Linked DNA regions of Homo sapiens: region 1 is linked to region 2. The links are chromatin loops, found by intact Hi-C in ENCODE. Cell type or tissue: PC-3. All regions are shown on one strand. Links, peaks and the distances in the headings refer to the core of each region. The heading gives the core; the rest is flanking DNA.

Region 1 (9,486 bases), core at 914-8,913, 460 kb after region 2:
ACTTAAGTAATCTCTAAGAAGTTCAGACTCTTCCTACACCTCTCTCCTCTTCTGAGCCCTCATCTGAATCACCCTTAATGCTCCATTTATAACAATATAGGCTTTTTCTAGTCTGCTCCTGCAAACTCTTCCAGCCTCTGTTCCGAAGGTCTTTCCACATTTTCAGGTGTCTGTTACTGTAATAATCCCAACACTCAGTACTAGTTTTCTCTTAGTCTGTTCTCCTAGTCTGCTGATATAACAGAATACCACAAACTAGGTAATTTATAAACAATAGAGATTTATTTGGCTCATAGTTTTGGAGGATGAAAAGTCCAAGAACACGGTGCTGTCACCTGCTTGGCACCTGCTTGCTGTGTCCTAACATGGCCAAAGGGCAAGGGTGCGGGATACGGTTTGGCTCTGTGTCCCCACCCAAATCTCACCTTGAATTATAATTCCCATAATCCCCAAGTGTCAATGGTAGGACCAGGTGGAGGTAATTGAATCATGGGTGCAGCTTCCCCCATGCTGTTCTCCTGATAATGAGTTAGTCTCACAAGATCTGATGATTTTATAAGCGTCTGACATTTCCTCTGCTCGCACTCACTCTGTCCTGCTGCCCTGTGAAGAATGTGCCTGCTTCTTTTTTGTCTTCCATCATGATTGTAAGTTTCCTGAGGCCTCCCAGTCATGCTGAACTGTGAGTCAATTAAACCTCTTTACTTTATAATTTATCCAGTTTGGGGTGTTTCTTCATAGCAGTGTTAGAACAGACCAATACAGTGCATGAGGGCAAAAGAGAATCTACTCCCCAAAGCCTCCCTTTTAGAGGAATTAAACCTACCCATGGGCGGGGGGAGCCCTCATGGCCTAATCACCTCTTAAAGGCTCCACTGCCTAATACTGCAACAATGGCAATTAAATTTCAACATGAGATTTAGAGGGGACATTAAAATCATAGCATTTGGTAAATCCTCTAGAGTTAAGACAGCCATTTGGCTAGAGTACACAGGAACTTGAGTGTGGTGGCGGATACTGACAAGGGGTGGATGCAGAAAAGAATAATTTACCATTATGCTTGCTAACTCCATTTAAGAAAGCAGGAAAGGGTAAACCATATTTTAGAACTTTCTCACGACCATTTATTTGGTTATTAAATAAGATTCAGCTAAATGAAAAATCCATGACAGATCATATGTAAGGTCACAAAACAAGTTTTAACAAATTTAAGAAGATGTAAATAATATCAAATATCTTTTTCTGAATGCAATGGTATAAACCTAGAGATCAGTAATAAAAGAAATTTCAGAAAATACATAATTATGTAGAAATTAAACAACAGGTTCTCAAAGAATCAATGGGCCTGTTATCAAAAATATCATGAGATCTACAGAGGAGGCAAAGAGAAACTTTATTTTTCAATAAAATATGATTCACAAATCTGGATAACTTGACCTGGGAGAAACCAAGAGTATATGCTCCACCAAAAATGGGGGAAAATCTGAACTTTATGCCTTGCAAGATTTGCTTAGTACACATAGTCAGCTAGGAGTGGGGAGTTTAGGAATATTTATAAAGGTGAGCAAATATTTGCATAGTGAGAAAACATTTAGGAAACATACATAAAAGCCATGTTCACTTTGGGGTGGAGTTTTAACAATAAAATAGGTGGAATTTGGCTTTTACCTCAGGAGGTCTTTTGCAGGACATAAGAAAAGTCTATGTGCAGACTTTGGCTGCTGGCCAAAACTTTCTGTGGTGTTTTTGCAGGAGAAAGTTACTAAAATCAGTTTCTTGTCCAATCAAGGCTGTAGTTATAACTTGTGAAATTGAATGGGATTGGTCAGTCGTATCTGGTGATCAATGAGTGGCAATTATTTTGTACTGTTTATCTTGAGGCCATTGCTTGCTTAGCTGCTAGAGAAAAAGAAAAAGTCTTATGGCAGTTAGAACACAGTTTATTCTTTAAATGTAAGGGTTTGTAACAACCTTTGCTTGGCATAGCCTTAGGTCTTATTTACAATTTGTTATCTTATGACCACAAAGAGTCCATTCCATCAGACTTATTATCTTTATTTTAACAAGTCAAAGACAAAAATCAAAGGTAGATTAAAAGTATCTTTAGATAAATGAAAATGGAAACATAACATAACAAAACTTATGGGACCCAGCAAAAGCATTTCTAAGAGGGAAGCTTATAGCAATGAACCCCTACATCAAAACAGAAGAAAAATACCAAATAAACAATCTAGTACTATATCTCAATGAACTAGAAGAGGAATAACAAACTAAGTCCAAAATTAATAGAAGGAAATAATAAAGATTGGAGCAGAAATAAATGTAATAGAGACTAGAAAATCAATAGAAAAGATCAACACAAGTAAAAGCTGGTTTTTTTTGAGAGAAACACAATGAACAAATCCTCAGCTAGATTAAGAAGAAAGGGAAGACTCAAATAAATAAAATCAGAAATAAAAGAGGAAACATTATAACTGATACCATGGAAGCACAAAAGATCACGAGGCTACTATGAACAGTTATACACTAATACATTGTATAACCTAGAAGGAATAGAGATACCTTTTTAGACACATGCTACTTAACAAGACTAAATCATAAATAAATAGACATCTGAACAGACTAATAATGAGTAAGGAGACAGAATTAATAATAAAATGTCTTCCAAAAAAATTAGCCAGGCGCCATAGTGGGCGCCTGTAGTCCCAGCTACTCGGAGGCTGAGGCAGGAATGGCGCGAACCCAGGAGGCGGAGCTTGCAGTGAGCCAAGATCGCGCCACTGCACTCCAACCTGGGCGACAGAGCGAGACTCCGTCTCAAAAAAATAAAATAAAATAAAATAAAATAATAAAATAATAAAATAATAGAAGGTCTTCCGTCAAAGAAAAAGCCCAGGGCTTGATAGGTTCACTGCTGAATTATCCCAAATACTTAAAGAAAGCAATTCTTCTCAAACTCTTCCAAAAAACTGAAGAGAAGGAAATACTTCCAAACTTGTTTCAAGAGGACAACATTATCCTGATACCAAAGCCAGGCAAAGACAGCAAAAGAAACAAAAATTGCAGGCTGATATTCCTAATGAATATAGATACAAAAGTTATTTACAAAATACTAGCGAAGTGAGCTCAACAACACCTTAAAAAGATCATTTAAAATTATCAAGTGAAATTCATTCCTGGGATGCAAGGACAAGTTCAACATATGCAAATCAATAAATGTGATACACCACATTAACAAAATTAAGGACAAAACCATGTAATCATCTCACAGAGGCAGAAAAGGCATTTGACAAAACACAAGATCTTTCATGCTAAAAACTCTTAAGAAATTAGGTATGGAAGGAATTTAGCTCAGCACGATATAGGCCATATATGACAAGCCTGTAGCTAACATCGTACTCAACAGTAAAAAGTTGAAAGCTTTTCCTTTAAGATCAAAAACAAGATAAGGATGTCCACTTTTACCACTTCTATTTAACATAATACTGGAAGCCCTAGCTGAAGCAATTAGGTAAAAGAAGGAAATAAAAGGCATCTAAATTGGAAAGAAGAAAGTAAGTTGTTTTTCTGTTTGCAAATGACATACTCTTATAAATAGAAAACCATAAAGACTCCACAGGAAACTATTACAACTAATAAATGAATGCAGTAAAGTTGCAGGATTCAAAACCAACATAAAAATTTTTCATATTTCTCTACACAATGAGTTATCCATAAAGGAAATAAAGGAAACAATACCCTTCACAGTAGCTACAAAACAACAACAAAAACCAACAATCAACTTACAAATAAATTTAAGCAAGGAGTTGAAAAATTGTATACTGAAAACTATGAAATACTAATGAAAAAAGTTAAAGAGGACATAAATAAATGGAAAGATATCTTGTGTTCATGGATTGGAAGAATTGGTATTGTTAAAACACTTATACTACCCAAAGCAATCCACAGATTCAATGCAATTTCTATGAAAATTCCAATGACATTTTTCAGAAATAGAAACAATAATTCTAAAATTTGTATGAAACCGCATAAGACCCTGAATGACCAAAGCCATCATGAACAAAAAGTACAAAGCCAGAGGAATCATACTACCTGATTTCAACATCTACTACATAGCTATAGTAATTAAAACAGTGGCATAAAAACAGACACACAGTCCAATGGGATAGAGAATGGAGAGCTCAGAAAAAGGTCCACACATTTACAATCAATTGATCTTTGACAAAGTTACCAAGAACACACAATGGCAGAAAAAACAGTTTATTAAATTATGCTGGGAAAACTGGATATCCACATGCAGAAGAATGAGATTAAACCATTATTTCACTCTATGTGAAAAATCAACCCAAAGTAGATTGAAGACTTAAATATAAGACCCAATACTGTAAAATCACTAGAGGAAAACATAAGGAGAGAGTTCCAGGACATTGGTTTGGGCAATGATTTCTTGGCTAAGACCCCAAAAGCATAGGCAACAAAAGTGAAAATAGGCAAATAGGATTGCATTAAACTAAAAAGCTTCTGCACAGCAGAGAAAACAACAGCTTGCAAAGACAACCCATGGAATGGAAGAATATATTTGCAAGACATACATCTGATAAAGAGTTAATATCTAAAATATATGAGGGACTCAAACAACTCAAAATCCGCAGGGGCAGAATGATATGGTTTGGCTGTGTCCCCATTCAAATCTCAACTTGAATTGTACCAGAATTCCCATGTGTTGTGGGAGGTACCCAAGGGCAGGTAATTAAACCAGGGGGGCCAGTCTTGCTTGTACTATTCTCATGATAGTGACTAAGTCTTATGAGATCTGATGGGTTTATCAGGGGTTTCTGCTTTTACTTCTTCCTTATTTTCTCTTGCTGCCGCAATGCGATTTAAAAAGTGCCTTTCCCCTCCCACCATGATTCTGAGACTTCCCCAGCCATGTGGAGCTGTAAGTCCAATGAAACCTCTTTGTCTTCCCAGTCTTGGGTGTGTCTTTATCAGCAGCATGAAAACAGACTGATATAAAGTAACACAATTAAAAAACGGGCAAAGGGCCTAAATAGCTATTTTTCAAAGAAGACATGCAAATGTCTGACAGGTATATGAAAAACTGCTCAAAATCATTAGTCATCAGAGAAATGCAAATAAAACTGCAATAATATACCAACTGACACTGACACCTGTTGGAATGATTACTATCTAAAAAAGGAAAGACAAATGTTGACAAAGATGTGGAGAAAAAGTCACTTTTGCACAAGTTGGTGGGAAGGTAAATTAATATAACCATTATGAAAAACAGTATGAAATTTTCTTAACAAAATAAAAATAGAACTACCATATGGTCCAGCAATCTTACTACTGGGTATGCACCCAAATCATATAAAATCAGTATGTTGAGAAGGTATCTGCACTCCCATATTTATTCACAATAGCCAAGATACAGAATCAATCTAAGTGTCCATCAACAGATAAATTGATACAGAAAATGTGGTGTATATTCAAAATGGAATACTAATCAGCCTTAAGATAGAAATCGTGGGGTTGGGACCAAGATGGCTGACCTGATTCATCAGGGAAGAGTTTCTCTCACTGAGACCAGACTGTCAAAAAGACCTGTGCACTCCAAGCACGTCTTCAGGAGGAAGACATTGAGAGTGGACAGATGGAGGATGCAGATCCTGGACTGAAGGAAGTGGAGTCTGGGAACCCTGCATAAATAAGGTGGCTGAGCACCAGAACTTGTTCCTGGCCCTGAGTAACTCCAGGGGAAGGAGTGGGCGGAATGGTCATGGAGTGGCCCACTCTTGCCATAGACCCCCAGAATCCTAGCTGCAAGAGACCTCGTGACTCCACAGAGATTTGAGCTAGTGGCGAGATCTGCAAGGAGAGCTGGCAGAGACAGGACTCCAGCCTGTATAGAGCCCAGAGGGTCTGGCATGTGAATAGCTGTAGTGGGGCACAGCCAAAGACACGCATTCCCTAAGGCTCACCATGTTCCAAAGCCATGTGGCTTTGGCTTTTCTTGACTGTCAGACCTGCACAAAGCAGGGCTGTCTTTCCCAAGGGACAAGACCAGTCTGATCTGAGCATCCTCTGTCTGCCAGCCTCTCCTGGGGTCCCTGCCTGGCCCCGCCCACTTGCAACACAGCTCCGATGCCCAACTGGGCACTACAATAGCTCCTTCACTGGCAAAACCCATCTAACTGTTGGAGTGCTTCTGCAGATGGATCCCCACCAGCACAGTGTTACCCACAGCCTCTCCTCACTGCTTTGCCAGCCTGCAAACATGTGCATGGAACTAATGTCTCCCAGCTGCTGCCAGCACAAGCATGTATGCTTGAACTTTACTGCCCTGATGAAGCGCTTTTGCTGGCATCTCCAATTGGATTGTTGTTACCAGAGGACTGGGAACACCTCAGCCCCACCAGCACAATAGGTGCTTAACCTTGAGGGACCAAAGGACAAATCCATGGGCCTAGTCCCAACCCTTCAGGGTTAGAGCATACAGCCCAGGAGTGCTGAGCTGAGACTTGGCTCCCTGAAATTATCCAGAGTGAAGCCAGTTGACTGAACCCAAATTATGCCACAGTCAAACTCTGAAGGGTATCAAAGAATATAAAAGTGAAAAGCTCCATCCAAAGAACAGCAACTACAAAGATTAATGAAACATCAGTCCACACAGATGAGAAAGAACCAGTATAAGAACTCCGGCAACTTAAAAAGTCAGAATGTCTTTTTACTTCCAAACAACTACACTAGCTCTCCAGCAATGGTTCTTAACCAGGTTGAAATGGCTGAAATAACAGAAACAAGAATTCAGAACCTGGATGGCAATGATCATCAAGATCCAGGAGAAAGTTGAAACTGAATCCAAAGAATCTAAGGAATCCAGTAAAACTTTACGAGGGCTGAAAGACAAAACAGTCATTTTGAGAAAGAACCAGCCTGATCTGATAGAGATGAAAAAGTTACGAGAAGTCTTTCTTCATACTGTCTCAAGTATTAACAGTAGTAAAGAACCAGCCTAATCTGATAGAGATTAAAAAGTTACTAGAAGTCTTTCCTCGTACTGTCTCAAATATTAACAGTAGAATAGACCAAGCTAAGGAAAGAACTTCAGAGCTCGAAGATTGGTTCTTCAAATCAACTCGGTCAGACAAAAATAAAGAAGAAAGAATAAAACAGAATGAAGAAAACCTACAATAAATATGGGATTATGTAAAGATACCCAAACCTACGATTCATTGGCATCTCTGAAAGAGAGAGAGTGAGCAACCTTGAAAACATATTTGAGAATATCATCCATGAAAATTTCCCTAACCTTGCTAGAGAGGTGAACATTCAAATTCAGGAAATTCAGAGAACTCCTGTGAGATACTATCCAAGATGACCATCCCCAATACACGTAGTCATCATATTCTCCAAAGTCAATGTGAAAGAAAAATATTAAAGACAGATAGAGAGAAAGGGCAGGTCACCTACAAAGATAAGCCCATTATGCTAATAGCAGACCTTTCGACAGAAACTCTATATACCAAAAGAGATTGGTGGCCTATATTCAGCATTTTTAAAGAAAAGGAATGCCAACTGAGAATTTTATATCCGGCCAAACTGAGTTTCATAAGGGAAGGAGAAATAACATTATTTTCAGAGAAGCAAATGCTAAGAGAATTTGTTACCACCAGACCTCCCTTACATGAGGTCCTTAAAGGAGTGCTAAACATAGAAACTTTTTTTGAGATGGAGTCTCACTCTGTCCCCAGGCAGGAGTGCAATGGCACAATCTTGGCTCGCTGCAAGCTCCGCCTCCCAGGTTCACGCCATTCTCCTGCCTCAGCCTCCCGAGTAGCTGGGACTACAGGCGCCTGCCACCATGCCTGGCTAATTTTTTGTATTTTTAGTACAGACAGGGTTTCACCGTGTTAGCCAGGATGGTCTTGATCTCCTGACCTCGTGATCCACCTGTCTTGGCCCCGCAAAGTGCTGGGATTACAGGCATGAGCCACCATGCCTGGCCGGAAACTAAAGACTGTTAACAGCCACCACAAAAACACACTTAAGTACATAGACCATAGACATTGTAAAACTCTACATAATCAAGTCTATGTAACAATGAGCTAACAATGCAAGGACAGGACCAAATCCACACATATCAATATTAATCTTGAATGTACATGGGCTAAATGCCCCACTTTAAGAGGCACAAAATAATAAGTTTGATAAAAAAGCAAAACACAACTGTATGCTCTGTACAACAGACCCATCTCAAATGTAATGACACACATAGGCTCAAAGTAAAAGGATGAGAAAAATCTATTAAACAAATTAAAAACAAAAAAGAGCAGAAGTTGCTATCTTTATTTCAGACAAAACAGACCTTACACCAACAATGATACAAAAGGACAAAGAAGTGCGTTACATAAAGATAAAGGGTTCAATTCAACAAGAAGACTTAACTATCCTAAATATATATATGCACCCAACACTGGAGCACTGAGATTCATAAGACAATTTCTTAGGCACCTACAAAGAGGCTTAGAGTACCATACAATAATAGTGGGAAACTTCAACACCCCACAGAGGATATTGGATAAATCATTGAGGCACAAAGCTAACAAAGATATTCATGACCTAAACTCAACACTTGACCAAATGGACCTAATAGACATGGAGATACAGGACACTACACCCAACAGAATATACATTCCTCTTATTTGCACATGGCACATACTCTAACATAAAACATATGTTTGGCCCTCAATCAATTCTCCATGAATTCACAAAACTAAAATTATAACAGCCACACTCTCAGACTACAGTGCAGTAAAAATAGATATCAATACCAAGAAGATATCTCAAAACCATACAATTACATAGAAATTAAACAACCTGCTCCTGAATGACTTTTGGTTAAACAATGAAATTAAGGCAGAAGTCAAGAAATTCTTGGAAACTGTTGAAAACAAACATATAACATACTAGAATCTCTGGGGCGCAATTAAAGCAGTGTTAAGATGGAAGTTTATAGCACTAAGCGCCAACATCAAAAAATCAGAAACATCTCAAATTAACAATCTAAGATTACACCTGGAAGAAGTAGAAAAACGAGAGAAAAACTGTCTCTCTTCACAAATGATATTATTCTGTACCTAGAAAACCCCATAGTCTCTGCCCAAAAGCTCCTAGATCTGATAAACAACTTTAGAAAACTTTCAGAATACAAAATCAATGTACAAAAATCAGCATTTTTATACATCAACAACATCCAAGCTGAGAGCCAAATCATGAATGCAATCTCATTCATAATAGCCACAAAAAGAATACAATAACTAGAAATACAGCTAAACAGGGAGAAGACCTCTACAACGATAATTACAAAACACTGCTGAAAGAAGTTACAGATTACACAAACAAATGGAAAAACATTTCATACTCATGGATAGGAAGAATTGATATAATTAAAATGGCCATACTGTCCAAAGCAGTGAACAAATT
Region 2 (8,000 bases), core at 1-8,000:
GAAAGTGGTCAAGGGAGGGAGGTATAGAAAAACTTATTCAGCAAAGAAGCTTCTTCCTTACCTGCCTTTCCTGACTCAAAGAAATCTGCCCACAGCAGAACTGGGCCTGGGGAAACTCATTCCAATTTCTTTCCTCCCTTGGAGGTTGGGGAAAGAGTGGAGATTTCAGAGGCTTTCAGGATACTGAAGAAGGTAGGGGGAATGATAGGAAGCTATTGCAGCCTTTTCCAGTTCTTCTCTCTTCTTGTGGAACTAAGCCCAATCCCATCTCACAATACTCGATATCAAAAAGATGACCCCATGGAAGTGGGCACACGTGGGCACCTATGTGCTGAGCATGAGGCTGGTTGTGATGAGTAAGTGAGGCATGGTGCGTGTGGAGTAGCCACGGGGAGAGGGTGGGTGTGGGAGGAGGGATACTGAGGGACTCCCAGGGAGGTGAGCATGGAGCCGGGCTGTGCCTTGGCCAGGGGTTCCCCTATGCTGACGTAAGAAGAGAGGCACAGCCAAGTTGTGTGTGATGTTGGTTTAGACCAGAGGCCAGCGAATTTTTCTGTACAGGACCAGATAAATAAATATTACAGACTTTGCAGCTCTCAGTTGTAACTGCTCAAGTCTGCCATTGTAGCATGAACGCAGCCATGGGCAATACAGAAATGAATAAATACGTCTGTGTTCCAATCACATTTTGCTTACAAAAATAGACAATGGGCCAGTTTTTGCACATGAGCCATAGTTTGCCAACCCAGAGAGTTAGGAATTCTGAAAAAGGGATATTAGTTTCAATCATACCCCAGCAAGATGATGACGATGTGAGCCCATCAGTGCCTAGTGTTCACCCCTCCAGTGTTGGGGTTCACTCATCTGTGCACCTCCTCACATTCACTGTAACACAGTACGGTCCACCTCGTTTCTCCTCACCTTGCTTCTTGCATTTGCTCCACCAGAGTAACCTAACTCAACAATTTTTTTTAAATCTCCTGGGATTGAAAGAACTTTTGCAGCATGCTAAATCAAAAACTAAAGATTTGGATTTTTTTTTTTTTTTGAAGATAAAAGCGTTCCCCTCATGCCGTAGGGAAGCAGAACACTCCTTTTCTATTCTTGTCTTTGCATTTTGACTGTAGCTGGGAGTGAGTCCAGTTCTGGGGGTGTTTTTCCTGGACTCAGTCATGAGGAATCTTTTTTTTTGAGATGGAGTTTAGCTCTTGTTGCCCAGGCTGGAGTGCAATGGCGCAATCTCGGCTCACTGCAACCTCCACCCTCCCGGGTTCAAGAGAATCTCCTGCCTCAGCCTCCCGAGTGGCTGGGATCACAGGCATGTGTCACCACGCCTGGCTAATTTTGTATTTTTAGTAGAGACGGGGTTTCACCATGTTGGTCAGGCTGGTCTCAAATTCCTGACCTCAGGTGATCTGCCTGCCTCAGCCTTCCAAAGTGCTGGGATTACAGGTGTGAGCCACCACACCCAGCTGAGGAATCTTGATAGAACTCACACAGAATTCCAGGGAGAGGACTTGGGGTAAGGAATGAAGAGGGAGACCCACGGGGGTAAAACCACCTCCAGGTCCCACCTTTTCTCTGCCTTGGTGGCCCCAATCCTTTTCTCAAGGACCCCACTGTCCTGGGCGCTGGGCTGGTCCGAAAAGGGACCTGCACTCATGGCATGAAGATGTGAAGCCTGGTTCTGACTTGGGGCTGGTTTGGCCAAGTTGGCCTGATGAGGGGCACCTCTCCCCAACCTTCACCACCTGGCATTCTCGAAGACAGAGAGAATCCACACTTGTCTGCCTCTTCCCTCTCTATCAGTCTTCTTGAGTCTTCAGTGGGATTCATTATATTCAAAATGGCCTGTATCTGCAGTTTGGAGTTCTGCGAGGACTCAACTCTTTCTAAAATTAAAAGCCATTGAGAACCAGGCACAGAGGCTCATGCCTATAATCCCAGCATTTTGGGAGGCTGAGGCGGGCTGACCACTGGAGGTTAGGAGTTTGAGACCAGCCTGACCAACATGGTGAAACCCCGTCTCTAATAAAAATACAAACATTAGCTGGGCGTGGTGGCACATGCCTGTAATTCTAGCTGAGGCAGGAGAATTGCTTGAACCTGAGAGGCGGAGGTTGCAGTGAGCCAAGATCGCACCACTGCACTCCAGCCTGGGTGACAGATGGAGACTCCATCTCAACAACAACAACAACAACAAAAAGGCTGTTGAGAAACATAAAATTCCTTCATGATTAATTTCTGACATAACATTGTAGGAGCTTGTGATTTGTGTGACTTCTCTTTAAAATGCATTAAGGTTTTGTGTGTTCTAATGATTAATTTTGTTAACTATCTATGGCACTGTAAGATAATAATTTGGGGGAGATTTTAAGGTTTAGTATATTCCTGTTAAAACATTCTATTAGAACATCCTTTAACTATCGTTTTTGTTAATGTTACCTGTAGTTCTAACAGATTTTGCTTATTTTATTTTAGTACTGGTTTTTGGCACATAGCTACTATATATTCATAGTTAATTTTACTTTTTACGAAAATAAAATGGCTGTCTTGGTCCAAATCTTTAATGCCTTTGTCTTTAATTCTACTCTATGTAAGAGTAATATTGAGGCACCTATTCCTTTTTCTGGATGTGTGCTGTTATCTTTATCCAGTCTTAAAAATAAAATCAATGGAAAGAAAATTATCAGAAGAAAAATAGGAAGGGACATGAACAGGCAATTTACAAAAATAAAAACAAAACAAAACACAAATACCCAGTAAATAATTTTAACATGTTCAGCTTCACTTGTCAAAGATTTGCAAATTAAACTTGCAAGAAGATAACAGCAACTTACCATTTCTCATCTACCATATTTGTAAAGATGAACAAAATTACATTAAATTTCTCATGGAAATCAAAGAGTATAATTTTGGAGAGATGAATTTTATAATAATTTATTGAAATTAATAAATAGAGATTTATACCAAGGATTTGTATGCAGGGATATCCATTATACTGTTATTTATAATAGTGAAAAATTGGAACCAATCTAAAAGTAAAAAAAAAATTGGCTAAATAAATCAAGGCCTATGTAATTGATATGCTATGCAATCGTTAGATCATATTTTGAAGAATATTCAATAATATGAGAATGTGTACATGATACATTTTAAACTAAAAATAAAGGTATATATACATATATACATATACATGTGTGTATTTTATTTTTAAGAAAACGGGAGCTAGAATATTTATTGCTCATGGAGTAGAAGAATATATGTTAATAGTGTTCATATTATGGTGATTTTTTCTATTTTCCAATCAATTTTTATTATTTTCATAATAATAAAGTATATTTAAAAATACAGGTATTGGAATTACTTAAAAGCAGTTAATGATCTTAAAGAAAAGATGATGTTACATTTTAAATGAGAGGAAATGATCAAAATCAACTCAAAGAGTTCACTATGTAACTATCAATATTGGGATTACTATATGGATATATTTACATATTTTCCTCTTTAAAGATTGAGATAAAAGTTTTTGCCTCTTCAATGTACCATCTTCCACACAGTAAGATATATTTTATTATTTATAATTATTTTATTATTTAACTTGGGCCATATGATATAGATAGAGAAAATGTCTAAATTGGAAATTTTTGAAAGGGAAATCATCAGAACATAAAGACAAGTTTCTTGTGGGTTAGAATTGAAAAAGAGAAGACTGGCTTCTCTTTCATTAAAGCATTCAGTAACTTTCCCACTGTTCTGTCTTCTTTGTAAATATGAGACAATAAGTGTAAATAATTGATAACCTTTGATGTACTCATGAGACATGGGTCTGTTTTGTATTTCCTTAGCTCTTCAAGCTAATGGTTAATGGGTGAGTTATACTTTCAGCCACTGGATGGCAGCTAACCTCCACTAGTAGTCAGCTGTTTCCAGAGTCTCTCCTTCTGTAGTGTAGACTGTGCTTTGTTTAGCATATTGTGCTTGAAGGGAGAAAAGAATTCAACATGCAGTATCTCTGGATTAATCTCATTTTATTAACCTCTGAACATAAGGTTTTATAGGGCATGAGATTGAAATGCTGTAAATCTTGTAACCAGAATCTGAGGATTTCTTCTTAAAAAGAAAAAAGCTAGATAAACCTGTCTGTTGATTGAGGTACAGTGTTGTTTTCATGGACTGTAGATCCATTACTAATAGTAGAACTTTGCCAATTTGACATCCCTGCACTACAAATAAAATTGCAACAACAATTCTCTGTAAGGAAAATATTTGTGAACCTTAGCTGAGCCATGGTAAGTTGATGCTCAGTATACTGAAATTCACTTTTATGAATAATTCAGTTCATGAAATTTCAGTGTGCAATTCTATCCCATTTGATAATCACTCAATAAAATGATAATAAAAAAGAGCACCTGCTATGCAGGAAAAAATGTGGCAGTTGAATCATGCTGTAAACCTCACACTTCGGTCTCTGCTAATAGAGGAACGTAGAAGTGCAGGATAAGCAGTTTCTCTCTTCTGTCTAACTAGGGGCACGCATGGGCAGAGTGACACTCAAAGGAGGGGCTGGGATTTGCCTTTTACACTTACTTATGAGTTCTTTTACTGCATATCCTCAAATAACTCACTATCTATAGCAACAAGTTAACAAAGATAAAAGACAATAACAAAAATGAGAACAACAATGGCATGAAAAAGGACACCTTCAAGGGGATAAAAACAGAATAGAGGTATTACTTAATGAGAGAAAATAGTTTTGGTTGATGACTATACACAGTATAGATGATGTTTAAAAATTACCATTCAACATATATTTAATGAGCACCTGTTATATGGCAGATATTGTGCTAGTCACAGTATTCATAGTCTTTATTTTAAAAAATATCCCAGCATAAAGTTTATTTCTAAAATGTAATTATTATTTAGTATGAAAATGATTAGATTCAAGGAATGAGCTGTAGAATTTCAGAGAAGGGAATCATAAGATTCGGGAAGAATGCTATAGAGGAAGGGCCATGGGAACAGATTCTTGACACGTGAATGGGACAGTGACCAGCAGAGATGGAATGAAGTGTGTGTCAGACCCTATGAAAGTGCATTTAGGGAAGAGCATGTACCACCCCACTGGTGAGCGTGGACAGCGGTGGTGGTTTGCAGGGAAGGTAGGAGATTCTTGTTCTGTTTTTCTTCATTGTTGCACGCTCTTGGCAAGGACTTTCCCTCCCCTCATGTCTTGCTTTTCTCCTGTATATTAGAGTAAAATTTAATATTGAAATAAGAGTTTTGAACTGATTTTAAAAAGGTTTAATCTCTACCAGAGTTAAATAGAACTAATTAGGGAAATATAAACTCTAATTAGATTGTTTACTATTTTGAAAACCTTCCGTAGGACAAACTTTTGTGATTTAAAATGTTTTCCATTTTATTAATTTTCTTTTTTTTCTTAAAGAGAAAAAAGTAATTCCCAAATGAGGATAACAGTTTGGAGAAAAATTGCCTTCAGCCTTAGTTCTTTTAGTCATATTTGCCTCACATTTTCTCCTAGGAGACTGCTGTTTTCAACTTTGTGTATTTCCTGGATTAAAAAAGCAATAGATTTTCTCTTACTGCTCTACATCACTCAGTGAATTAACCCCTCCAATTTTTGTTTCTTTACATTTGTTATTATTATGTAATGAGCTGGACACACCCTGTTTTCTTCCATTCTTTGTTTGGCAGTGAAACCCACTGAGGATGCTGAGTTCTCTTGGTGTATTAGTCTGTTTTCACATTGCTATAAAGACATACCTGAGACTGGGTAATTCATGAAGAAAAGAGGTTTAATTGATTCATGTTTCCACAGGCTTAACAGGAAGCACGGTTGGGGAGGCCTCAGGAAACTTACAATCATGGCAGAAGGCAAAGAGGAAGCAAGCACATCTCACCGTGGTGGCAGGAGAGAGAGAGAGTGAGGGGGGAAGTGCCACACACTTTTAAACAACCAGTTCTTGTGAGACCTCAATCGCGAGACAGCAGTTGGGGGACGGTGCTAAACCATTAGAAATTATCCCATGAGCCAGTCACCTCCCACCAGCCTCCACCTTCAATACGTGGGGATTACAGTTCCACATGAGATTTGGGTGGGGACAGAGAGCCAAACCATATCAGTCTGCCTTTGACTTCGCGTTGATTGTGTGGTCCTAAGTTGTTTCAAAATGAAGCACAGAATGGCAAGAAAATTGGTGATGAGTGAGAGTGAACGTGTGAGAACTGGCTGAGATGATTTTCCTTTAGGCTTCAGGGTCAGAAAGAAGGGAGATAGAAAGCAGCCAGGGAGGTTAAAAGAGAAAGAGTCAGAGATGTCCCAATGTGGAAGGCAGAACAGGCCTCACTCAAAAAGTAGCAGCGAGATCAACGCTGGGGCAGTTTAATGGGCAACGGGGAAACACTGCCTTCCTTCTGGAATTTTCTGTTGGAACAGATTCGAGTGTTAACCCTCTACTTTGGGAAAGGGGGAGGAAGAAAGTGGAGAAGCAGAGAGAAATGACTTTCCCTGGCCTGCTCTCGCTCACTTTCGGAACACCTCTCTCAGGAACATGTTTTCCTTTATTTTCTTCTATTACAAAAGGAAGAGCTTGCAGACTTTATTTAAGCTTTTACATTTTTCCTTCTAATTTTTAGACATGCAATTGCTCCTCCTTCACTAAAGTGATTTAGACCAACTTCAAAACTGAGTTTTATGAAAAGTTCTTTCCTTATCCTGTAAACCTTATTGCATATAAAAGGGTATATTTTCCACGTGTCGACTCATGAGCTTGGTATAGCACCCTGGATTCCTGCAACCTTCATAAGGTCTTATAATTTAGTACTTTATTATTTCACTTAGTTAGTTTTATCTCCTTTAATGGATTATAAGCTCTTTCTGGGAAGGAAGTGTTTTATAGTTGAATAACATCGTGCAGGGTATATCAGGGAAGCTTAATAAATATGTTTTGATTGCCTTTGGTGAGATGAATGAGTACACTAAAGTATTTTCTTAAAATATGTAACATTTCCTCTTAAATCACACCTAAAATATGGACTTACTTTTCTTACCATGTAGAAAAAATATTTTACCACCAGGTTTGACCTTTAGGGTCTTTACTGTCTTTTGTTTCTATTAAAACAGGAACTGGCCGGGCGTGGCAGCTCATACCTGTAATCCCAGCACTTTGGGAGGCCGAGGTGGGTGGATCACATGAGGTCAGGAGTTCAAGACCAGCCTGACCAACATGGTGAAACCTCGTCTCTACCAAAAATACAAAAATTAGCTGGACGTGGTGGCAGGCGCCTGTAATCCTAGCTGCTTGGGAGGCTGAGGCAGGAGAATCACTTGAACCTGGGAGGCAGAGGTTGCATCAAGCCGAGATCGCGCCATTGCACTCTAGCCTGGGTGACAGAGCAAGACCCCATCTCAAAACAAAACCAAAAATAAAACAAAACAAGAAGCATCCCACATTTTGAATGATATAATATTTGAAAGTTAAAACAATCAAAAGAAAGTAATTGTTCAGATTAATTCCATTGCAAATGCTGAATCACCAAGTAAGGGCTATATTTTCAAAATTCTTGCCTTATCTTGTTCTTTATGTTTTCATAGCAAGGTCCTTTATGTCCCCAACTTGGAATTTACTTCAATCAATGACTGTTGATTTATGTAGTTAATTGTGCCATTTCATTTGAATGTTTGAACCCACCCAGGGGCTACATTTGAATATAAGGCCCAATGTTAACTGTTTCTAGTAGAAGAGTTCATGATAGATGGAAAATCAGGAAGCTGACAATTCTTTTGGAAGCAGGAACAAGGTATTACATTCTAAAGCTATTGTCAAATGTATTTATGATAGAAATGTATATATATATATACACATTCACTTTAATTGGGTGTCATTTCACCTCTGCTCCGTCAAGAAGTTGTGATGTTGGTTTTAGTGAGAAGTGTTGAAACCCATCCTCAAGAAAACTCTGAAGGGACATTTGAT

Evidence for each region. A loop is a pair of places that touch in the nucleus more often than their neighbours do. Peaks named below come from ENCODE experiments on the same cell type or tissue, not always from the same donor. Only the 100,000 strongest peaks of a DNase experiment are listed, where the experiment ranks them.
Region 1: it touches region 2 in a loop (5-fold over the local background); 2 of 110 quality-filtered maps call a loop at or near these places.

What each region holds. Positions count from the first base shown.
Region 1 is chr5:13,490,571-13,500,056 of GRCh38, reverse strand. The region is part of intron 4 of LOC105374660 (a long non-coding RNA gene); the gene reads left to right. Among named protein-coding and RNA genes, the nearest start is that of DNAH5-AS1, 370 kb to the left of the region's middle. In PC-3, for the core only: a CTCF peak has its summit at 5,166; a DNase peak (open chromatin) is centred at 1,566; H3K27ac peaks cover 3,040 bases.
Region 2 is chr5:13,953,160-13,961,159 of GRCh38, reverse strand. It overlaps a transcript of DNAH5 not described here. Among named protein-coding and RNA genes, the nearest start is that of DNAH5, 12 kb to the right of the region's middle. In PC-3, for the core only: a CTCF peak has its summit at 3,896 (motif pointing right); a DNase peak (open chromatin) is centred at 3,899.